3 separate regions of the Mus musculus genome follow, and all the other regions are linked to region 2. The links are chromatin loops, found by intact Hi-C in ENCODE. Cell type or tissue: heart. All regions are shown on one strand.

Region 1 (8,000 bases), 46 kb before region 2:
AACTGACCCAGCGATGTGTGAGTTTTCTCATCTAAAAGTGAACGTAATAAATCAACACTTTCTTCTTCACATTTAGAAGTCACACTGTTGACACTGTTTTCTTTCTCGGAGTCAGACTGATGGCTCCGGTCACCATCCGAGCACCCGGGCAAGTCAGCAGCTCCTTCACTATTTTTATGTTCTAAGGATACATTCTGAATATTTAACTTTGGCTTCTTGACAGAATTGCTCGGTTCAGATTGTATTTTACTAATTTCATAGAGAGATCCATCGGTGGCCTTACTGACTAACTGTCCCTGTTCATCGATCTCGATAACAATGAAGTCACTGGGTGAGGTTTTTATGCTGCCCTGAAAGCCCACGTGATCGTTGATGAAACACAAGGAGTTAAACCTGATGCCACCATCTGTGTCCTCTGCCATCCTTCACGGTGCCTACAAGAGAGACCGCACACTCAGCTACCAGAAACGCTTGCAGATAAGAAGAATCAAAGCGGTCTCCAAGATCCACTCAGTTCTCTCCCTCTCAAGTCTATGCTCCCTAGAAGACACTAACTTATTTTATGGTTCGACTTGCCTACAGCAAGCAGAGTTGACAGGCCAATTTTGTGACCTAAGTAGCAATTTGTATCTTGATTTCCCATTCACTCCAAGCTCCTATTATCCAGAATTAAGATGGGTCAATTTGGGGTTGGAGAAATGTTGCCTTAGCAGAGGACCACAAGTTCAGTTCCCCAGCACCCACATGGCAGCTCACAAGCATCCCTAACTCCATGTCCTGGCATCTATTGTCCCTTTCTGACCTCCACCACCCACCAGCCCCCAGGCACACCCATGGTGCTCATTGATACATATACACAAAGCACGTATGATAAAATAAATAAGCCTACTAAAAATGTTTAAACTTGTCAGGAGGCGCACACTTTTAGTGCCAGCCCTTGGGAAGCATAAGCAGGTGGATCTTTGTGAGTTCGAGGCCAGCCTGGTCTACAAAGCAAGTTCCAGGACAGCCATGGCTACACATAGAAATACTGTCTCAAAAAGAAACAAAATGCACAGCTACACAGAGAAATCCTGTGTCAAAAACCTGTCTCAAAAGCCGGGGCGTGGTGGCGCACGCCTTTAATCCCAGCACTCAGGAGGCAGAGGCAGGCAGATTTCTGAGTTCAAGGCCAGCCTGGTCTACAGAGTGAGTTCCAGGACAGCCAGGGCTACACAAAGAAACCCTGTCTCGAAAAAAACAAAACAAACAAAAACAAAAAACAACAACAAAAAAAACCGTCTCAAAAACAGACAAAATGTTTATATTTGCCAGGTGGTGTGATATACACCTTTAATTCCATCTCTCAGGAAGCAGAGTTCAAGGGCAGCCTGGTCTACAGACCAGGGGATAGCCAGAAGCCAGGGCTATACAGAGAAACCCTGTCCTGGAAAAACAAACAAACAAAAGTTAAAAAAAAAACAAAAACATAAAATGGGTCAATTTCAAGTTTATCTGAAAAATAGTATCATTAGACCTACAAAGAAGGGAGAAGAAAATAGGACTGTTGTTACAATGATTGTCATCCTCAGAACCTCAAAATCTCCTGGAGCAAACTTCAGAGACTGTGGTAGTGTTTTTATACATTGGAAATTAGATCACGAAGAAGGATAAGAAAGGAAAGTCTATAATAAATAGTTACGTGAACTTCTCTGTACACTTCAAGGTCGGATAAGTCAGTCCTGGTCCCTCATCTTGTTCTAAATTCTCTACAGGAAAGATACAAACATCTCAAGCTAATGAAAGGGAATTTCTACCAAGTCACTGGCATAGAAGAAAAGAAAGTCTCATGGTGTTTTCTTGGAGCAGCGGCCCAAGGCCAATTCTATAGGGAATGAATCACAGTCCTCACACAATCTACTCTCTCCACGACACACGGAGCCCTGAGAGAGCAGCTTCACTGCCTAGCTCTTGTATTTCCCAGACTTTACAAGTAATTGATCATCTACATCCTCAGACATTTTCACCCACCAATAATCTAATCTATAGGATTCATCTATAAGCTTTAGGAACCTGTTTTCTTTTCTTTCACACACACACAAAGAAAAAAACTGATTTAATTTCCTGTATAGCATGACTAGCTAATGTGTTCATTATTTACTGTCCATCTTCTTCAACTTAAAGTGTCAGTTCCACATGAGCCAGAATTCTGACTAGCCCATATTCAGAACAGCACCAAGGACATAGTAGGTCTGCAGTAGATACTAGTTGAACAGATACAAGTAGAACACAGTAAGAGCGTTAATGGTGACAAGAAAGAAAGAAGTGTTAACTTTTGTCTATGATAATCAGGAATGGTATATAATAAACTGCTACTTGACTTTGGAAATAGTTCAAGAGACAGAAGCGGGGTAGAAATACCACGTGCAAGTACAATCAAGACGGGCACTGGGGGGGGGGGGGGGAAGGGGGAAGCCCTGACACAGAGCAGAGGGGATAGGGAGAATACAGCTGAAGTAATGCTGACAAGGAAAGATAGTGAACACCCTGTCAAAGGTTGGCATCTGCCCCCGTGGAGTTGTTTCTAATGGCAGATGGAAATCAGCAGTCAGCTCTGACCAAGTCCACAGGGGTCCTCGGAACCCTAGGGATTGTTGGAAAAGAAAGACCATAGGACGGCTTTCCAGGCTACACGTGGGGACAGTGCAGCACGAAGGCATGGCAGTCAAGCAGCTAGTCAAGAGGCGGGCAGACAGGGCACGTGGGGGCGAGGGTGGCAAGAGCTCCTCCTCCGCTCCGCGGGGCGAGCCGAGGCTGCAGAGGGACTCCCACCCCAACCCCACCCCGCTCCCTGGGCGCCGCCACCACGCCTCCCTCCCCGGTCCAGCAGTCTTGGATCCACCGGTGACCCGGCATCCTAATAGACTCTGTGAGCTCTACCTCGCTTCCGTGAGAAAGTGGTCCGCCGAGTGACACAGTGCGCATGCCCAGAAGCCTTTCCGCCGCCTAGCCTCTTACAGGGACATTTAAAGGGACAGGCTCCGGTTGGTGTAGCTCTTCCCTGGGTGGAGCTCGGGGAGGGAAAGGCGTGGCCTTCCGGATTGGCTCCGCCCCTATACTCTCACCCTTAGCTGACCTGCCCTCCCTGTCCCACAGGGGGATATGATGCCCCGGTGACCCGCAGCATCCCGATCGCAGGCAGTCTGAAGTCGCCTGGTGGTCCTGCGTCCTCCACCCCCGAGTCCTCGCCGGACCGTGGCGGGACGCCGATCGCCTTGTCCAGGAAGCGAGGGACGTCCGAGAGGAAGTAGGTTGTATGAGGAAGGCTGATCTCAAGCCACGATCTCTCCGCTGTCCTCTGTCCCGGGCCGGGTTGGTGATCAGTCGCTTCGCTCCAGAACCAGGAAATGGGCGCACTCGGGCAGAGGAGGCTTGGGGAGCCCCGCAGCCTCTGTGCGCTGCTCTGCCGCCGGAGTGTCTCGCTTGCTCGCTATGGGGAGCATAGGAAGCTAGCTGTAGTCAGACAGTCCAACAGGTAGAGGGAGAGGTAAGCGCAAGACAGATTGGAAGCAAGAGAGGGGCAGGAAAAGCATTCCCAAGAGAGCAAGAAAGCACCATTAGCTTTCGGAATGGACACAGTGGCCCCAAAGCAGGAAATTTAAAAAAAAAAAAAAATCGATTTTTCCGTTTCTGGGAGTAATTCTTCAAGATGTATGCCAAAGAGCTCAGGGTTTTTTTTTTTAATTCTCCTATTTTCATGCTAAACATTTTTGCTTCCTACATGTTTCAAGACTGATCTGATCACTCCGGCCAAACTTGGGCCTCCCAGTCTTGTCTTTGTTGTGTTCCCTGTTCAAACAGAAACAAACAAAAAACAAACAAACAAAACAACTTAGGAGATGAATTCGCACTCTACAGTAGCACAGACTTCTGTTGACTGCACTGCAGACAACAACGGACTGAACCGCTGAGCCTGTAAGCCAGCCCCAATTGAATGCTGTCCTTTATAAGAATTGCCTTGGTCATGGTGTCTCTTCACAGCAATGGAAACCCTAACTGAGACAAGTCACCAACTGGGAACCAAGTACTCAAATGAGGGACGATGGAATCCCCTCCTGTTCAAACCACCGCAGGCAGCGTTTAACAGACTGCCAAATGCATTCTCAGCTTGCTACCTTCTTCCATCATTAGAATAAAACTCCCCTGTGTTCTTGCCTCCCTTTTCTCCCTATTCTTCCTAACGTTTTATTTTTCAGGCACCTGGATTAATATCTGTCACAGATAGGACATGTCTTGGTGAATGGATGACATTATACATTTTAGTATACCCAAAGCGTTTTAGTGGCCACTGAAGTATGTCAGTGTTTAGAAATTGTGGACATCTCTCGGCATCTCAAAGGTCTTTTGGCAGATGCATCAGGAACAAACGGGGCTGCTGTAGGGTGAGAGGCATTGGGACAGCTAGTGTAGAACATGGTTGTTTGGGTATGGGGGAAGTTCAGACTGCGTAAAAGTATAAGGAAGAAGTGACCAGGGGGAGGGGCCAGAGTGGGAAGAAACCAAAAATTCTTATATAGGAGGAAGCTTGCTGGGCTTTTTGTTTTTGTGGGGTTTTTTTGTTTTTTTTTTTTGTTTTGTTTTTTGTACTTTGTTGTTATTGTTGTTGTTTGTTTTACTTTGCATTTTTTTTTTTTTGGTCTGTTCCCTGTGTCTTTGGGCCCCATCTCAATCCACAAGCATTGTTCACAGAGGAGAGGGCACAAAGGTCACCCCTAGCAGTCAGGTCTAGTCTTTCAGAGCACTGTAGCAGCCAAGGAATTGAGCTGGTCCCGAAAGGTGTTAAGCGGCTTTGACGTGTAAGTTTTTCTGAGCTCTGATGGGACAGAGAGGTTAACGGACACAGAGATGGCGTCAGCCCAGCTGCTTTAGTTCTGAGTCCTGGAAACAAGGTCTAGAAAGGTAAAGAGGGTTGGGCTGGATGGCCCATTGGTCTCCCCAAGAGGTCAGAGGTCATCCAGCTGATGATCCATTGGTCTCCCCCAGAGGTCAGAGGTCATCCAAGCTGATGGATGGCCCAATGGTCTTCCCCCGAAGTCATCTAGGCTGCTCTCCAGTGCTTAGGGTTTCACTGATTCAACTGCTTCAAGGTGACAAAATGAGCGATGTAGAAGGGACCTTAGGGTGCCTCAAAGGATGATCTATCCCAGGAGCCACAATAAAGCATAGCAGATAGAAGAGATCCAGAGCATAAGTCAGGAGGTGATAACTGTACAGCCTTGAGGGGAGCATTAGGAGGCAGGGAGCACACAGTGGGACCAATCTGCTCACCTCATGCTATGGAGAGAGGGGTAGAGAGAAAGAGGGAAGGAAGAAGGGATGAGAGGGAGAACAGGGTCACATCCTTCAAGGCATACCCCTAATCAGCCTTTCCATCTAGGTGGGTCTCACCTCCTAAAGTTACCACTGATTCCCAATACCCCATGAAGTTAAGACTCCATCCATGGATGAATACATTGGTAGATAACAGGAAAGCCTTCATGATCCAAACATGACGTCTTCTCCCCCGTCTCCGCCCCCAACACTACTATAATAGTGACAAAGCCTTCCAAAGAAGAGCTTTAGGGAGATGTTTCACATCCAAACCATACCATACAACACCAGTATCTACAATGTATAAGTCACATTAATGAATAAAATGAGTTTGGTCCTTAACTTGCGGAGCTTAAAGTCTAATGGCAGAGAAGGGTGGTAAACAAGCAACTAATCACATGACTACAAATACATTGTATAGTGGTGAATGGTTATTAGGTTGGGGAAAGTCAGCCTATTTAGGTGTGACAGTCAATGAAGGCCAGAGAGACATGAGTCCTAGCATAGAAGCCTGCATGCAAACATTCTTTTTCCTGCCTTATAGCTTTTATATGCTGTGCCATTTGGGTATATGACTCACGTACCCAAGATTAATTGTATTTTAGAAAATGAAAATGTATAGAAAGAAACCATTGAAAGAGTAATACGAGTCTAGTCCTCTTGATTAACAGTTGGAAGGAAAGATTATTGTCTGCTGAGGCTAAGGGACAGAGAAAGTGCCGAGAGAGGTATAAACATGGGAAATGGTCACCTAAGACCAGGAGAGAGAAGTCAAAGGTTAAGTGGGTCCCAGAGGCCCAGTGGAAGGGCGTGTTCCCATCAGTCTGGGCAGTACACAGTACAAGGAGCACGGGGAGGTGACTCTTAGCTGCAACTCTCCAGAGTGGAATAACAGGAACCAGGAGGATCGAGCGAATAAAGGTACTATCAAGGGGGTAGCCACAGTGAGAGGCCACTGACTGCCTTACAGTTAACAGTAAATCATGCAGGTCTCACAGGCTCAAACCAGTTCTTCTCGTATGCTTCATAAAAAGTAGGTGGGCAGGACATGTCTTTTAATGCTATATAAATTAGCTTGGGTTTTTTTGTTGTTGTTGTTGTTTATTTATTTGTTTGTTTTTACTTTTACCAAAGATTGCTGAGTAAAAATCTTTACTAGTAGGTGCTCCAGAGACGCCTCGGTGGTTAACCACTCTTGGTAGTGAGCAGAGGATCCAGGTTCAGTTCCCAGCACCCACATAGTGGCTCAAAATCATAAACTCTAGCTCCAGAAGATCTGGGGCCCCCCTTTGCCTCTACAGGCACCAGACAGGCACACAGTGCACGGACACACATGCATACAAAATACTCATACATATAAAATGAAATAAATACACCGTTAAAAACATTTTCATAGTAAATGAGTACTGATCGAGAGAAATAAATTCAAAGGTAGGTCTCTTGTTAATTTAATAGATTTGACTCCTGAACACGCTCCCAGGTCTCTTTCCAACAGGCTCGTTGCATTTTATAAATTTCACTTGGAAAAATATCCCAGTGTCAGGATGAAAGTTTTCCAATGTCTGTTTGTGGGGAGGAAAAGGAGAATCCTGGAGGGTGCTTAGATGCCTTTCAGTAGGAGGTGGGTCGGAGTGAAAGCTGCTCTGTGATGAGATGGTCGGATGCTGCATCTCATACAGTATAGCAGTGTATGATGGGTAGCTTCTAGATGCTGTCTCTGAAACTGTTGTAAAAGCGTTGTTGTTGTTGTTTGTTTGTTTGTTGTTTCAAGACAGGGTTTCTCTGTGTAGCCCTGGCTGTCCTGGAACTCACTCTGTAGACCAGACTGGCCTCGAACTCACAACTCAAAGACCCACCTGCCTCCCCAGTGCTGGCATTAAAGACATGCGCCACAACCACCCGGCTGACTTGTTGTAAAGTTGTAATAGGAATCTTTCATATTTCAGGTAGAAGATGAACAAGCCGTTGACACCATCGACATACATACGCAACCTTAATGTGGGGATCCTTAGGAAGCTGTCGGATTTTATTGATCCTCAAGAAGGGTGGAAGAAATTAGCAGTAGCTATCAAAAAGCCGTCCGGCGACGACAGATACAATCAGTTCCATATAAGGTAACTCCTCCTCCCCATCACAAAAAGGATGCGGGCGTGACTACCATCTAACGGGACAGTTTAGAAGGTGAACCTTTCAATCGTGGTGGTGCTATTGGTAATATGTAAGTGTTTTGTATATAGAATTTTTGCTAAAATTGCCAGCATGTCTGAGCTAAAGGTGTGAGCCCGCAAAGGTGTTTCTGAGCTAGAATCCAGCTCCCCGTCTTTGTTCTAGTTCAGTTTGTTGGGCCAAGAACAGTTTATGCTGCTTCCGGCTTTGCATGTCCAAACTGAAGAGACAGAAAGCTATTGTAAGAATCTAATGAGATTTTAGAGTCTACACTTTGCAGTGTGTGAGTAAGGATGAGTGCCCATGCGTCCTTACTCACCCAGGATTCTTGGATCTAGGATTTTCTAACAGCTTCCTGTAGTCGCCTCTCTTACATCTCTCCTCGATTCAGCAGAAAACACAAGTTCGGATTTTAATGTTGTACTTTGTTCTGCAGTAAAACGCAACGTCAAGTTTTGTCTTACACATAACGAAAAAATTAATTC
Region 2 (8,000 bases):
GATGTTTGTGTGTTTGGGGGGAAAGATTATCCCTCTATGGGAAAAGACTGCCGCTTCTAACCCTTCCTTTAGCCTGAAAATACTTCATTAAAAAAAAATTCTTCCTAGCATTTAACGCCAAACAAACAAACAAACAAACAAACAAGCAAACCAAAACTACAAAAAAATTACTCACATGAGAATGATCTGGAGACCATGCAATGAATATCCATTCATATCCCTGGGCATTCTGAGAGTCTAACCTGAATAATACATAGCACGGCTGCTTGTCCTCCAGCAGGGGCAAGACAAAGGAGTCGTAGTCCTGTTCCCAGGAGTCTGAAGGTGGACTACAGGAGCCAACCACCAGTTGCTCTATGAAAGGAGAATTTGAAACAGATGAATGCAGTGTCGTATCGGACGCTAAACTAATGAAGACAAGAAGAGTGACGTAGGTCTCAACTCCTATAGTAACAGTGCAGTTAAATGTTCAAGTAGAGGTCAAGCAGAGTTCTATTTGTTAAAATGTTGAAAATGATCACATATAGAGATATAAAATTTTATACCATATATACAACTTCATTTATGACTCAAAACTGTAATTCTTGAAATTAATTATTAAATTATAAAGAACTACAAAGCAAGCTTCAGCTCCTACTAACAACACTACTCGGTTTAACTGTTGCCTGAACACAAACTACAACTGCGAGTCGCCACACGCTTCAAGTGCTGTCTTGTAGAACTATGTAAGATTATGAAGGGTGTTTTCCCAGGCAGCTGTCTGTCCCCACAGACAGACATGCACTTCAGCACGACACAGCAACAGGGCAAACCCACGACAGCTTCCACCTTCCCCGTAAGAGAACACGCCGTGGTACAGTCACATAAAAATACTGTTTGTGTTTTAAAGTCATCATATGCTAGCAACACAAATCCACCAGAAATCCCAGAAATAAAGATCAAGAATATAACAATATGCACTTTATATGAACTTAAAAACAGCATTATGTGCTAAAGATGATGGATTTTATATATGTGTGTGTGTGTGTCTCTATCTATCTTTCCAACTGTAGATGCTCCACGAAAAGAAAAGTACAGCTGTCAAAGCTGTCCTTCATTAGAGAGACAGTAACAGTTAACAAGGTCTGGAACAAACTATAAAGTACTAGGTCATTAAGTTAAGAGGTGGGTATTTATGTTTCCATTCTCTGAAACTTACTAGTTTAACAATTTTCTCAAGATTAAAAAAACAATTGGAAAATATTTAAGAAATAGAAATTTTCTTCCTAAAGTATGAATTAGATACATTTTATCTTTCCATTTTGCTTACTGACCGTCACAATTTTAGCTGCTTTGAAGTATATACATTTGTTCCTACAGACTTTAAGATTTCCTAAACTAGTTTCACAGTTAAATATATAAGCAGAAAATGGAAAACAAACTTAGTTTATTTCCAGTTTATGAAAAAAAACAAGTTATTTTTCCAAAACAAAATGTCTTAGGGTATTTGAGGCCAACAGAATATTTTCAGCACATTCATTTCAACATCGAGTTATTAACAGTTTCTTCAAATCCATCTCCTATCAGATATAGCCACTCAGCCAGTTTCCCTGTTCATAAAATTAACATTAAGGAGTCAATTTATAATTTGCCATTTTCTCAGAACGTTTGCAAACAAGAAAGGATCTCTGTATGATCCAATCAAGCAATAAACAAACAAGTATCTCAAATGTTTCTACTTCAAAACACAGCTCATTGAACAACTCACAAAATAATTAGTTTTGTTTTCAATAAATGCCCAGCTACTGATTTTCATTCTAGAAGCACTGACATTAGACATAGATTGTGCTGCAGAAAAACACACAACAGGTGAAGCCTCCACACCAGAAAGCACCTGCTGTCTCCGCAATGGCCGCCCCCAGTTTAAAAGGAAAACAGGCTGAAAGGCAAGCTCTGAACTTGCTTCATGCTGATTAATAGTTCAAATTACTCATAAGGCTTGGAAACCTGAAACTGTAACAGCTAACCCTCCAGGGGCACAGAGTATCTTAAAACTGTTAACTAACCATTTTCGATAGATATTTTCAGAAGTCTGTATTTCCCGTTTCTGGCTCGGGCAAAGATCTCTTTGACATCTTCGCTTGCTGTGGAAAATGATAAAGGGAAAAAGTGTTTAAACCTAGAAGTAGTTTAGTTTGTATTCACCTAAAGAAAACATAAATTAAAGAAACATGTGGAGCATACAGGCCCTTCTTATTGTTACTATAAAACAGAAGCATAAAATACCGGCCTTGGCGAGGAGCAAAAACTAAATACTAGCATTTAGAAGTACAGGAACTTCAACATTTTAGCCACAGAACTCAGTAGCAGAAGTAACACTAGGGTGAATGCTTTCAGTCAAACCCAGTAACAGACAAATTGCTCCATGTTTGAAAATGTTAACAAGTTGCTTCTAATAGTCCAATTTTAAGTTTGTGATGTGTGCTCCTTCATCAAATCATGTCCTGTATCTGTCCATCAAGAACAACAGGATCAAATCTCATATACTGATTAAAGAAAAAACCTGTAAAATACACTAGATCTTACATTTTTCTTGCATCTCTTTGTAAAAAGTTATAGAAGCCACCCAGGAAATAAACATTTAATAACCTATCCCTTGTGTAGTCATCATTGCTTCAAATTCGGTCTTGTGTTGTTGATTGCCAAGCAAGACTAATATTTATGTCTTGTTATATAAAAGGCTCAAACATTAAACAATAATTTTGATATATTTAAATGTCATAAGTAACACGGGGGAGATTAAGTGTTGTTAGATCGGAGACTATTTTTGCCTGCATGTGCACAGAATTAAGTGGTAGTGTCAAAAACCCTTAAAACACAAAACAAGTTATTAAGTGGTCACCCGGGGGAAAGGCTCGGTTAACTATTACGGGAAGTGCTCTAGTTTATATTAGAACTCGTTAAATAACCCCGGGATATATTATTTGATTCCGTAGGAGGTTGAGTACGTCCAAGTTGCCTATTTTCCAACCAGGAAATAATAAACGGCGAGTAAGATACACAAGTAAACTGCACATTCGACTGTCTCCACGGGGTTCATGAGGTGCAGCTACACAGATCAGACTTTGCAGCTGCCTGGGGTGCAAGCATCCAAAGATGGAAAAACACTCCCTACTCGGGATTTCTCCGGAAGGAAGGCACACCCGCGTTCTGAGAGAAAAATCCGGGGAGTTCGGGAGGCAGCCTACAGCGGTGGGAGCTGTTTGGTTTTCAAACGATCTGAGTGCTGGAGCAATCTCCTTTGGCGGGTCCCGAGGAAAAAGTCGCTCGGCTGGCCGGCGGCAGGAGCCCAGCCAGCTTCGGTCTTCCTGCTCTCGGCACGGGGGCCGGGATGCAGCGGGGTCGCCCGGGACATCCTCACATCCTCGGTTCTCTGGCAGCCACCACCGGCCTGTTACGTGGCGGCCGCCGGGGAGGGCCGCGAGGGACACAGTCGGGGCCGTCGCACCCAGAGCAGCTCCAATGCCGTGCGCGCCTCCAGCGTTCCGGCCCGCAGCCTCCCGGGAGCCCCTGCCCCGTGGCGCCGTTACCTTGGATGCCTGTCTGGTGGGACATGGCGGCGGCCCCAGGCTCCCGGCTCCGGCGCAGGGTGCGGTAGCGGCCCCGGCCGGCGGATCCAGGAAGTAGCGGCTCCGCCTGTGCGTCATCGGCCCGCGACTCTCAGCCCCGCCCCCAGCACCAGCCCCGCTCTCCAGCGCGACATAGACCCCGCCTAGGATCCCGCCCCCTGTTCTTTCACTGGCTACTTTCATTGTCGTCACAAGCCCCGCCCCTTAAGCCATTGGCCATGCCCTTTCCCGGCAATCACCCCCCCTTGCCCCCCCCCCCCCCCCCCCCGCTGCTGTTTCTGTCCAGGATGCACCTTCTGGCAGTGGGCTGTGTGTCTATCACACGCCGCAGCGACACACCTCATCAAAATGCTTTAGAGGGAAAAATGGCCATTTTCCGAAACAAACGCTTTCTACATGAAAGACATATCCTTTGCTGTAAAGAAAAGACCATTTTAAGGCGAAAGATAAAACAGTTAAACATTTGCAAAGCAAGATGGGGCTCAAGACCACTCCTGGCCCACTTTAAAATAAGAGACTGTAGAGTTCTCCATTATTTTCCCCGTGATTTGAATCTCAAGCTGTTCACTTTTCAATTGGTCACTATCACACAAAACCACTGTTCTCACCTCAAAAAAGAGAAAAAAAAGTCTATTCTGAAATCAAATATGTGCCCTATCAGGCGGGGAGGAGGCACTAATTCAGGTGACACCCCATCCCAAATATCATGTTTCAACTTGGTAACAGACTTATGAATTTTTTTTTTAGTACCAGAACAAAAGAAAATCACAAATCATCTTTAAAATATATTTGGTGGGGACATGGGGCTATACCCAAAGTGGCGAAATTTCTGCTACTGGTTCAGATATTATCTGAAGAGGGCATCTTTAACCTTTCAATGGGAGAAGCTAAGTGGTCTGTACATTTCCAAGGATGGACTCAGAAGTGGCTAGTAACTGGGATGGCCCAAGATAATTCAGCTTAGGACCTACACCACAGTCCTACACAATCAGGCACTTCTAATCAGCTAGGCAACCTTTTTGAGTCTTGAACAGGTTTGGGGTGGCTTTTTTTTTTTTCTGGAAATTTCAGCTCATAGCACTTTAAGAGACCTCATTGTCCTTTCTCTGGTTCCCCCAAAGAACTGAGTGTGAAACCACTGAGCCATTGAGCTGACCTGAATATCTCTCTGTGGTCAGCTCTACCCTTGGAAACCATTAACAGAGCTTTGCTTTAGGTTAGCCTTTGATTGCTTCAAGTCAAATGTGTGTTCGTAGTTACCTGGATGCAATACATTTGTATGGAAACAGCAGACAGGAGTTACCGTTCTTTCTCACTGTACACTTTTATCGGCATGCATTCCCCTGTGAAAGTTTATTCTATTGTTTATTTTTATGTATGTTTTCTAAGTAGAACTCTAGCTCTAGATTTTAAAGCCTTGGACTAATAAATATATTTATTTTTTTATATTCAAACTCGATTCAGGCAAATGACATAATGACAAGGTATGGAGTCCCTCTTCGAGTATAAAGCATTTTAAATAAGCCACTAAATAGGCCTGCAACTGCTTTTCTTTGTGGAGACCATAAGGGAAAAAAAAATGCTGTGTGCTGGTGCTTGTGATCTCAACTCGGTTCCTTTAACAGATCTTCACACCATGGATTAGCCCCATAAAATCTGGGTTTGGGGACTTCCTTGGGAGGTGTTCCATTCCAACACGGTCTTCCCAGCGGCGTAATGGTCCAGCCTGATTTACCAGTTTTAACTGAACTGTTGTTGCACAAGGGGAAAATTGTAGGGTTTGCTTGCAGGGTTTTTAGCTGATTCATGTCCTGTTGATTACAGAAGCTGACACTACTTAAAAAAAAATACTGATGACACTTAAAAATTTTTTTTTCCTATATCCATGCTTAGAAAGGACCATTGTGTGTTTAGCCTGAGAAGAAGAAAGCCCAATTAGGTTTGGTTCCTGCATGTCATCCCCCAGCAAGTCCTTGCCTTTTCTTTCTGCAGACTCGGTCGTTTATGTAAAATTTACAAGGGTCGGAGACCTCAACAGAGTCCTGATATCGCCTCCTCTTTATATGTTGTTGTTGTGTTACTGAGACAGGGTTTCTCAGCGTAGTCCTGGCTGACCTGGAGCTTGCTCTGTAGACCAGTCTGGCCCTGGAACTCACAGAGTTCCTTCTGTCTCTCTGTCTCCAGAGTGCTGGAATTAAAGCATGCACTACCCCCTGAGGCCTCTCATAGTATTTTTAATCCTAAGGAGAGACAATTGTGAGACTTCTCTTTCTTGAACCTCTTAGGCTTTTCAGCTTCTATTACCCTTCCCCATTCTCAAAAAAAAAAAAAAAAAAAAAAAAAAAAAATCCCACATTTGTTTTTTAATATCATGAAACATTGCAACATTAACAAGCACATTTACCAAATTATTTGGAGGCTCACAGTTGAGTCCAGTGACATCAGGCTAGACTGGGAACATTTGTTCTTCTCAGAACCTTACAAATGTGTCCGATGAGCCTGATTGCCTGCAGGACTGTTCAGGGAGAGTGGAGACGGAGAAGTGTTGACAAAAGGACACCCTCCTTGTGTGGAAAGGAGGAACAGATGCTCAAAAGCCTGCATTGCAACCTTGTGTGCAAGGAGAATCAGGAAGCCATAAACTCACAGTGAGTGCCTCTCTCCTACAAGAAGACAACTCTATGGTTGTCATTTCCCACTAATGGCCACTTTCCTTTCCTCCACTTTACATTTAAGCAAGGCTCAAAGGCAGAAAGCTTCCAGGCTCTCTTCTTTTTCCTTTCAGTGTCTGTGGGTCAGGTGAACGATGGAGAGTTAGCCATCTGTCCCCCAGACCTCCCCCCTCCTGAAGCTGCTTGTGGACATAACTGTGACTCAAAAACCATAGCTCTCCTTTTTCTTGTCTGTCTTGGCAATGGCTGAAATTTACAACTCGCATGCCCTGTTATTCTTCTCTCAAACTCTAATAAGATGTTCCTTGAACTTCCTTCTAAGTCTATTTCAAAACACTTTTACTGTTTAGACTGAAACATCCTTGGGAAGTAATTTAGTTGTAAAAAAGAATAAATTGCTTCTTTAAGCCGAGTTTCAAATTCCTAGGAAAAGGTGTGTGCAAAGGTGCCTGGGCCAGACTGCTGCTTTCCCCAGGCCACAAAAGCAGGAAGGCCATGAAAGCAGAGAGGGATCTCACCCTTGGAAGACAGACTTAGGATCTGGTATAGCTGGTAGTTAGAACTAAGCATTTAAAGTCACAAACCCAAATGTGTGCAGGTCTGCTCTATTTAAAAGAGGTATCTACTGTTCAGCTCTGGCTCACTGATGCCCCAGTGGGACTTCAGGCTCAGGATAACAGGTCTGGTTTCCAAATGTCAGAAATTAGACTTTCTTCAAAACACAAACAAACAAACCTCCACTTCAATTTTAAAAGCATAAAAAAGCAAAAGATCCATATGTATAATATATATGTATATGTGTGTATATACATATACACACATAAAAATGTATATGTCATATTTGTCTGTTGACCAATTGGTGTGTATATGCCATACACACACACATATGTATGTCATGTATATAAATATTACCATATATGTATGTATACATGTCATATTTGTCTGTTGACCTATTGGTATATATATATATGTATATACACATATGTGTGTATATATATATATATGTATATGTATATACACATATATGTATATATATATATATATATATATGTATATATATACATATATGTGTGTGTATAACAGCATCAGGTCCTGTACAATATATTATTATATAGTATGTGTAGGCTTGGAGTTTCCAAAGAAACCAGACATTTCCACTTCAAGTATGTTTCAAAATCAGAACATAGAACCAACAGGATGTTGATGTAGCTGAGTTTGCAGAGTGCTTGCTGTGCATGTAGAAGCCTTGGGTTAAATCCCCCAGGGCTCACTGGAGTTGGTGGCAAACATCTGAAACCCCAGCATTCAGGAGGTGGAGGCAGAAGGATCCAAAGTTCAAGGTCCACCCAGCTACATAGTGAGCTCCAGGCCAGCTTCAGCTACAGGAGACCTTGTTTAATGAATAAGTAAATAACTAAAGCAATTGAAATAGAATTCCTAATCAACGAGAACAATTATCCAAGGCTGATTCCTTAATGTGTTCATAAATCCACACTGTTACTGTGTCTTATATAACACAGCTAGACTCATAAAGCATTGAATAATAAAAATAACTCACTAAGCCATAAAATGAAGATCAAACATTAAGTAACTTTTATCATTTGTGTGTAACTATAACTCCTAATGGCCCACAATAGATATCAAGCGATCATAAACACTTAAGAGAAATGAGATATGTTTATCCCAGTCAGGTTCTGCAATCTTCAAAACAGCCATTGAA
Region 3 (8,000 bases), 1.9 Mb after region 2:
GGGCTGAGCATATACACACCATCACACCAGGGAAGAGCAAGCCAATTGGTTATCCAAAATCAAGTGGTCACCCTTGAAAACATACACACAAGTAGCCTTATACAGATTAATCGGGTTATATTTAGGAATATATACATAGGTATGTAGGCATACATAGATGTATATAACAGCAATGAATGGTGGGGGAGACCATAGACTTGAAACTGAGCAAGGAGGGGTACGTGGGGATTTGGAGGGAGAGAGGGGAAGGGGAAATGATTATAACCTCAAAATTGAAAAGACGTAATCTTAAAACTCACTTCAGGTGGTTTGGAGAGAAGAAAGGTCTATGATGGAAGGCAGGCTGTGAGAGAAGAATATAGCACATCTGGGAAGTGGGGAGCAAGGAGGCGTTGACCTGACTGTGGAATGAGTAAAGAGTGAGTCTCAGGGTAATTGTGTGGGTAACTTCCTCTCACGCTGGGATGTGGACAGCCCCCATATTGGTTCAGATCTATCCTGGAATGAAGTAAATGCATGCCGAGCCCTGGAGAGTGGGTTTCTGACCGTTGAAAAGGGAGGTAGAAGCCGCAAGCAGGCAAGACTGGAAGGTCCACTGTGTTCAAGGAGCAGAGGTGGGCACACCTGTGTGAGCTCATATCTTGGCTAAGTCACACAGGCCGGATGCCTGTGGAAATATTCATAAGTATGTGCATGCGAGCAGGTGGGAACACACCCAGCTATTTCCTCGCCCAATCAATGTAAAAGACCGAGAGGTGAAGAAAATCTGACAGCAGATCGTAGTTCCTAAGATCTTACTCTCTGATAGAAGGAACTAGGGTTCCTTGTTGAAATGGCTGGTTCTGAAGATGAGGCAGGGACACATGCAGTGGTCCGGCAGCACTTTGTGGTTCCATTACTGATGGAAAGACCACAGTGACATGTGTAAAGGAACAGCAGGTTGCAGAGGTCCTAACTGGAACAGCGGAGCAAAACAGCGTAGTACTGAATGATAGCCCAAAGTGTAAAACAAATGTCCATGAGTTCACACCAGTATAAAAAGGTGAATAACTAGGTGAATTGGGGAGAATATACACATTTCTCGTGCAAAGGGACTACCCACAACTTGTACAGATGTCCCAGTGTCTCAGAGGTCTCCTAGCTGCAGTGAACGGCCCTCCCAAGAAACCAGCATGGAATATAGCACGCTCTCACAGTCGAGAGATACGGCAAATCCCAGAAATCCCTGGCACAGTCTAGGTCCACAGCACGGAGACCCTGACACACCGGTGTTAACGCAGCACTGCTCAGGCTAGCTCAAGATGCGGCCCAACCGACACATCTGTCAGCTGACGAACGGAGAAAGAGACCGTTCACGCAATGGAGTTTTAGTCAGCCACAAGGAGGAATGAAATTAATATCATTTGCAGGAAGCAGACGGAATTGGATGTGACCATGTTAAGTGAAGTAAACTACACCGAGAAAGGCCAAGAATCACAGGTTTCCTCTCATACAGAATCTATCTGATATATACCTATGCTTTAAACTATTATATAATATGTAACATACATATCACTTACACGCCGGTGTTATATAGATAATATGTTACACAATCTATTATAGGTTTATATATCACACTATAAACGCGCCTTCACACTAACTATGAAGTCATATGAGTACTTGTTCACCAGTTATAACCAGGTGCACTATGCAAATGTGTAATGTTAGCGAAAGGGAGGCTGGCGACAAACGTGTGTGGGACAGTACTGATTTGCAAATGTTCTAAAAAACTAAAATGGTGCCAAACAAAGCTATTTCTAAAGAGGAACTTACTTCTCACTCAGGCGCGTGCATTCAGTGATGTGGGTGAAGGAGAAAGACCCTCTGGCCGTCTCTGTGGACCTGGGCTCTGGTAGCTCAGAAGAGCTGCTGGCCACTGGGTGAGAGGAGTGAGCACAGGGCTCAAGGTTTGGAGAGTTCGCTATTAATAACAAACCGGACACAAACAGGAAACAGCTGCGACCATCGATGCCCGAAGGCATTTGCATGGCTTGCTGACAAGCCATTCAGCTCTCGTCCTTCCCCTCTGGATTTCTCAGTCTCTCTCCCCGCGGCTTCCTAGCTCTTCTCCTTGTTGCCGTTCTTCCCCCTCCACGCCCTTCTCCACACCATTCTCTTTCTCTCTTCTACCTCACCCTTCTGGAGGTTTCTGCATACTTATTCTCTCAGATAGCTAGTGCAGGCAGAGGCTCAGACACTCGCACAGGCTCAACTGGGTGGTGGTGGCGCACACCTTTAATCCCAGCACTTGGGAGGCAGAGGCAGGCGGATTTCTGAGTTCGAGGCCAGCCTAGTCTATAGAGTGAGTTCCAGGACAGCCAGGGCTAAAAGAGAAACTCTGTCTCGAAAAACCAAAAACAAAACAAAACAACAAAACAAAACAAAACAAAACAAAAATGCTGTTTAGGAGCCGGGTGTGGTGGCACACGCCTTTAATCCCAGCACTTGGGAGGCAGAGGAAGGCAAATTTCTGAGTCCGAGGCCAGCCTAGTCTACAGAGTGAGTTCCAGGACAGTCAGAGCTACACAGAGAAACCCTGTCTCGAAAAAACAAAACAAAACAAAAACAAAAACAAAAACAAACAAACAAAAAAAAAAAAAAAGAAAGAAAGAAAAAGAAACCACAGGCTCTCCCACCTTATACCTCTGCTGTAGAATTGGGTCTCTACAGTGTAGCCCAAAATAGTACATATTTTTCACTCTCTGATCTACGATAACTTTCACCAGAACCTTCCCTGTTGTAGTTCCTCAAACGGAGACGTCTGGGCTCTGCTATGCAGCTCAAGAGAGTGATACACAGTGGTTAAGACATCCCAGCTCTCCTGTCTGGGTTTCTATTGCCCAACAACCACGCCATGGCCACCTCTTAATCCTAAAATATAAGCCTGAGGAAGAAGGCGTGGTGAGAATCCAGACGCACTCTCAGCAAGATACATGAGGGGAAGGGGCAAGAACCTGTCCTACAGGGTGGATGGCTGGTGTGGTGGTTTGAAAGGAAATGGCCCACACAGGCCCATAGGGAATGGCAACTTTAAGAGGTGTGGTTTCGTTGGAGTGGGTGTGGTCTTTGTGGAAGAAGTGTGTCACTGGAGGCAGGCTTTGAGGTATCAGATGCGCAAGCCATGCCCTGTGTAGAGAAGTCGCTTAACTTATTGCCTCTGCAGATCAAGATATAGAACTCTCAGCTACCTCTCCAGCACCATGTCTGCCTGCACTCTGCCATGCTTCCCGCCACGATGGTAATGTCTGAACTCTAACCAGCCTCAATGAGATGTTTTCCTTAGTAAGAATTGCTGTGGTCATGATGTCTCTTCACAGTGATAGAAACCCAAACTAAGACAGCTGGTCGAGGGGAAGGGCATTTCAGAGTCTCACATTTCTACTGTTTGGTCTCAGGTGGGAAGTGTGATGATACTGGGAGAATTTTCTCTCAGGTTTCAGAGTACTGAGCAATGGCTACTGCCTTCTTTTAAGGTTCCACTGAGAACCAAAGTTCGACTCCAACAAAGTTTCCCTGGAGAACCAATGAATTTATTGGGATTACTTAGAGTGTATATGAGGGGTTACTACACCTACATATAGATGAACCCCAGAAACGCCTCACTGGAAAGTCCTCAGCCTGCATGGAGGATGGCTTCCCTCAGATTTCCCCAGCCTATGTACTCTTTTCAAGGAGACTGGCCTCAGTCCGGGTTAGGGTGACCGTGCACGCCCGACAATGGCCACTAGAGGGTGCCAGAGCACGAGGTTGGCAAACCCAAAAAGAGCATCTTCTGTAGCCTGGAGAAGCCTTAGCCTGGCAAGAAATAGACTACATGGAACCTCATTTGACTGGCCACAGAGTAGGACAAGCAGCCTTGGAGTATAATGGCGGAGTGACCCCCTACTTCAGTCAGGGACAATGAGTGAGGCTTGGGGCTCAGGACTTTTGAGTTCAGAGAAGAAACTGCTTAATGGATAACTGAAACAAATAGACTTTCTGCTTCCAGGAACCCAAGTTGACTCTATGAGATAAGGGGCAAAGAGCACTGAGCAGTAAGTAGTAAGCTTTAAGGGAGAGGCGTAGGGTCTCCAAGAAAGCGGTCGGGAGCATGCTCAGATGAGAGCAAGTCTAGAAACAAGGGGAGGTGAAAAATTGTCCTTCCCAGCACGGCATGGAGGGAATGGTGGGTGAGCGGGCAGCTAAGGCTTAGCCATGGAGCACGTGAGGAGGACACATGTGGAGTACAAAAGAAAATGCCCGAATACGCAGAATCGTCATCGTGTGAAAACAGTCTTATAAAGTTGAGTGATAGCCTGGAAGCTGACATTGGTTATTAAGGCCATATAGCAATCCAAGAAAATGTACATGCGCATGTGTGACGGGAGAATTTTTGAGTGCAGAAAAGGGTAATATCTTGTTGCAGTTCTCAAATAACTTAGGGCACATAGATGATGCCTTTAGACTTGAAGTAAAACAAAACAAACCAAACAAACAAAAACCCATGACTGAGCAGGTATGTTGTAGTGTATGCTTTTAATTTCAGCAGTCAGGAGACAGAGACAGGCATCTCTCTGCAATTTCAAGACCAGCTTGGTCTACTTAGTGAGTTCCAGAATAGTCAGAGCTACATAACGAGACCCTACTTAGTGTATATTCATATATATATATATATATATATATATATATATATATATATATATATATATATATATATATATATATATATATATATGAATATACACTAAGTATGTGTATATATATATATATATATATATATATACACATACATATATGTGTGTGTATGTGAATAATATATATGAATGAATAAATAAGGTGCACCGTTTTCAAATTGTGTTAAGAAAAAAAAAAAGGTTTGAAAAACCCACTTCAGGAGCTGGAGAGATGGCTCAGCGGTTAAGACCACTGACTGCTCTTCCAGAGGGCCTGAGTTCAACTTCCCCCCAACCACATGGTGGCTCATAACCATCTGTAATAAAATCTGGTGCCCTCTTCTGGCATGCAGGTAGAACACTGTATACATAATAAATAAATCTTTTTTTTTTAAATTGTGATTCAGAGGAAACAATATGGAGGTAAGGAAAGCTATGCCAGTGTGTATGTATTGAGAGCGTGAAGCAAGAGTGGCCACGCAGATGCGACAGGATGCTGAACAGGCATTTTTCAGTTCGACTGAGGCCTAAATGCTAAAAATCAATGCAGTGTGCACTCGATGCCCAACTGCTATGGTCTCAAAGCTCCTCCCACACATCCCTCGTGCTGACATGGAATCGTCAATGTACGGTATTAAGAAGTAGGCCCGGAAGAGGTGATCAGGCTGTGAGGGATCTCCCTCTTGAGTCGCAATCATGGGCGTGGCTTATTGAGTGGGAGTGGGTTTTTGTGGGGGCGTGGTTTGTGGAGGAGGGTTCGGTCACCAATACATTTATTTCTCTTCTCTAACTCGCTCTCTGCCCTTCACCAGGGGTAAAGCTGGAAGAAGACCCCAGCCAAATGCTAGTTCATGAATCTTGGTCTTTCCAGCCTCCAGAGCCACGAGCCAATTAAATTTCTGTTCTTTATAAGAGATCCGGCCTGTGACATTCTGTAACAGCGGTCCAATCTGAGGTGAGGGGTCAGACCCCCAGCCGGATATTCTAATACAGTCACTCCAGTCTCAAAGTTGGTATAGGAGACTGGCACACGGCGCAGACGAGTTCCTGAGGTGCTGCGCCCTTCTCTCACGCTTCCCGATGACCTTCCTTCGCCAGGCAAAAAGGACTCTGTGTGGAGAGCTTGATTGGCATCTCTGGAATCAGGGGAGTCCTTGTGCTACGTGAAAAAGCCTTGGCCGGATTAGCTTAAAGCAACGAGGTTGAGAGAGAGGTGCTTAGAGAAGAAGCTACAGCAGGTGGTACAGACGGCGAGGCAGTGTGCACACTTCTTACGGTTTGTTGATTATTTGTGCATGTTATGTATATGGATGTTGTGTGTGTACGTGCCTCTGCACATCAGAAAAGGGCGTTGGATCCTATGAGACTACAGGTATAGAAGGTTGTGAGCCACCACGTGGGTGTTGGGAATTGAATTCAGGACCTCTGGAAAAAGAAAAGCAGCCAGTGCTCTCAACCATGAGCCATCATCTCTGCAGCCCTGATATGTATGCTTCGTATACACAGAAACTAAACCGCCGTGTGTGGGGATAGGGTAAGGGAGCTGGCCTGAGGTTAAACTGAAGAACCTGTTTTCCAAGAGTCGCCAGCAGAGATGATGGCTTCTGTTCATGTGATGCCCTGGAGCAAAGGCTGAGGGCAGAGGGCAAAGGACCATTAGAGAGGTACGAGACCACTGGGGTTGTCCCTGAGAAACCCCCAAAACTGCTCCTCAGGAGAAAGCTGACTAGGAGTATCAGATCCTGTGGAGCTGTGCAGCTTCCTCAAGCCCTGGCCCTGGGGAGAGAAAGTAAATGAAGAAGGCAGAGGAAGGGAGGGAAGGGAGGAAGGAGGGAGGGACGAAGGAACTAAGTAAAAGAGAGTTTGGGATCTTTATTGTTTCCCAGGACTGGACCTATAAACTCCAGGACTAAATAAACAAACAAACAAACAAATAAATAAATAGACAATGTAGACATCCTGTACCTTGCGTGGTGGGAACAATTGTGAAGACAGAGCAGAATAGCAACCGCAGCAGCAACTCGAATGGCAGGAGGCAGCCACAGTTACAACAGTGAGGTCAGGTGACGGGAGACCCCCACAGTTACAGCACTGGAGACCACGTGGCCCAGGAGGCATAGCATTGTGGGCAGCAAAGCCTGGTGCATTATTACTCAGAACCAAAGCAACAGACAAGTTCAGTGTCAACTCGGGGCAGCTTCCAGAGAAAACCGTACATCCAGACGCTAGCGGCCATGAAGACATAGTTTGCAAACACCCTCTAACATGACATTCAGGGGGACAGTGACGGTACCTTTAGTCTTCCGGCTGTTCTCACACACGGAGACTGACGTTGATGGACAGCCACAGTCAGTCATCTAACTTCTGTGTCACCACAGTGCCAGAGACACGGGGAACACAAATATTAAAGGGTTAAGGGGATTGTAATCTGAAACAGCTAGTGTGTCTATAAAAAAAAAATCACCTCTGACAAAACCAATTGGGTTTTGTTTTGTTTTTTACAGAACTATGAAATTACTCCCTTGTGAGATAGCAGTTAGATTTGAACACAATCAAATCATTTGCCAACCTCTCATGCGACTTTAAATAATTCAGATTGGACTTAAGCACTAGCAGCCACAAAACAACTCAGTGAAAACTGGCTGAGGGTCTGCAGATGAGGAGGACCTGCTGGTACTGTGTGACACTCCAACTGAAGCTTGGCCACTCTGCTCTCCACATTCAAAATCCTCATTAATACAACACAGTGGACTAGGGATCCGACCATAAAAGTACAGAGTGGCAACAGCCTGTAATCTGGGGGCCTGTGGTACCTCTCTAATCAAAACTCAAAAAGAGCTACCCTATGCCTGGCCTTGGGGTTTTTATTTGATAAAAATATGGTGTCTAGGAGAGGCACTGTCTCCTCATTATAGGGAGAGTCCGTTTTAAAACTGACTATGTGTGTGTGTGTGTGTGTGTGTGTGTGTGTATATGTGTGTATGTGTATATGTGTACGAGTGTGTATATGTGTGTGTATGTGTATGAGTGTGTGTATATGTGTGTATGTATATGTGCATGAGTGTGTGTATGTATGTGTGTATATGTGTGTGTATGTATGTGTGTATGTGTATGAGTATGTGTATATCTGTGTGTATGTGTGTATGGGTGTGTATGTGTGAGTGTGTATGTGTGTGTATGGATGTGTATGTGTGTGTTTGTGTGTGTATGTGTGTGTGTATGTGTGTGTGTATGTGTGTGTATGTGTGTTTGTGTGTGCGTTGTGTGTGTATGTGTGTGTTTGCGTGTGTATGTGTGTATGGGTGTGTA

Evidence for each region. Peaks named below come from ENCODE experiments on the same cell type or tissue, not always from the same donor. Only the 100,000 strongest peaks of a DNase experiment are listed, where the experiment ranks them.
Region 1: it touches region 2 in a loop (2.4-fold over the local background); 23 of 42 quality-filtered maps call a loop at or near these places.
Region 3: a loop joins it to region 2, with 7 times the contacts of the local background. A loop is called at or near these places in 2 of 42 quality-filtered maps.

Annotation. Positions count from the first base shown.
Region 1 is chr15:94,540,541-94,548,540 of GRCm38, forward strand. It overlaps Pus7l (pseudouridylate synthase 7-like), which reads right to left and starts at 2,967. Exons shown (of 9, transcript NM_172437.3): 1 at 2,920-2,967; 2 at 1-434. The coding sequence starts at 422. It overlaps Irak4 (interleukin-1 receptor-associated kinase 4), which reads left to right and starts at 3,120. Exons shown (of 12, transcript NM_029926.5): 1 at 3,120-3,286; 2 at 7,296-7,463. The coding sequence starts at 7,303. In heart, a CTCF peak has its summit at 3,158; a DNase peak (open chromatin) is centred at 3,061; H3K4me3 peaks cover 1,720 bases; H3K27ac peaks cover 1,193 bases.
Region 2 is chr15:94,586,183-94,594,182 of GRCm38, forward strand. It overlaps Twf1 (twinfilin actin binding protein 1), which reads right to left and starts at 3,642. Exons shown (of 9, transcript NM_008971.4): 1 at 3,570-3,642; 2 at 2,046-2,123; 3 at 176-354. The coding sequence starts at 3,594. In heart, a CTCF peak has its summit at 3,633; DNase peaks (open chromatin) are centred at 3,699 and 5,349; H3K4me3 peaks cover 1,981 bases; H3K27ac peaks cover 1,511 bases.
Region 3 is chr15:96,472,812-96,480,811 of GRCm38, forward strand. No RefSeq gene overlaps it. Among named protein-coding and RNA genes, the nearest start is that of Scaf11, 16 kb to the left of the region's middle. In heart, CTCF peaks have their summits at 3,757 (motif pointing right) and 5,030 (motif pointing left); DNase peaks (open chromatin) are centred at 1,990, 2,920 and 3,760.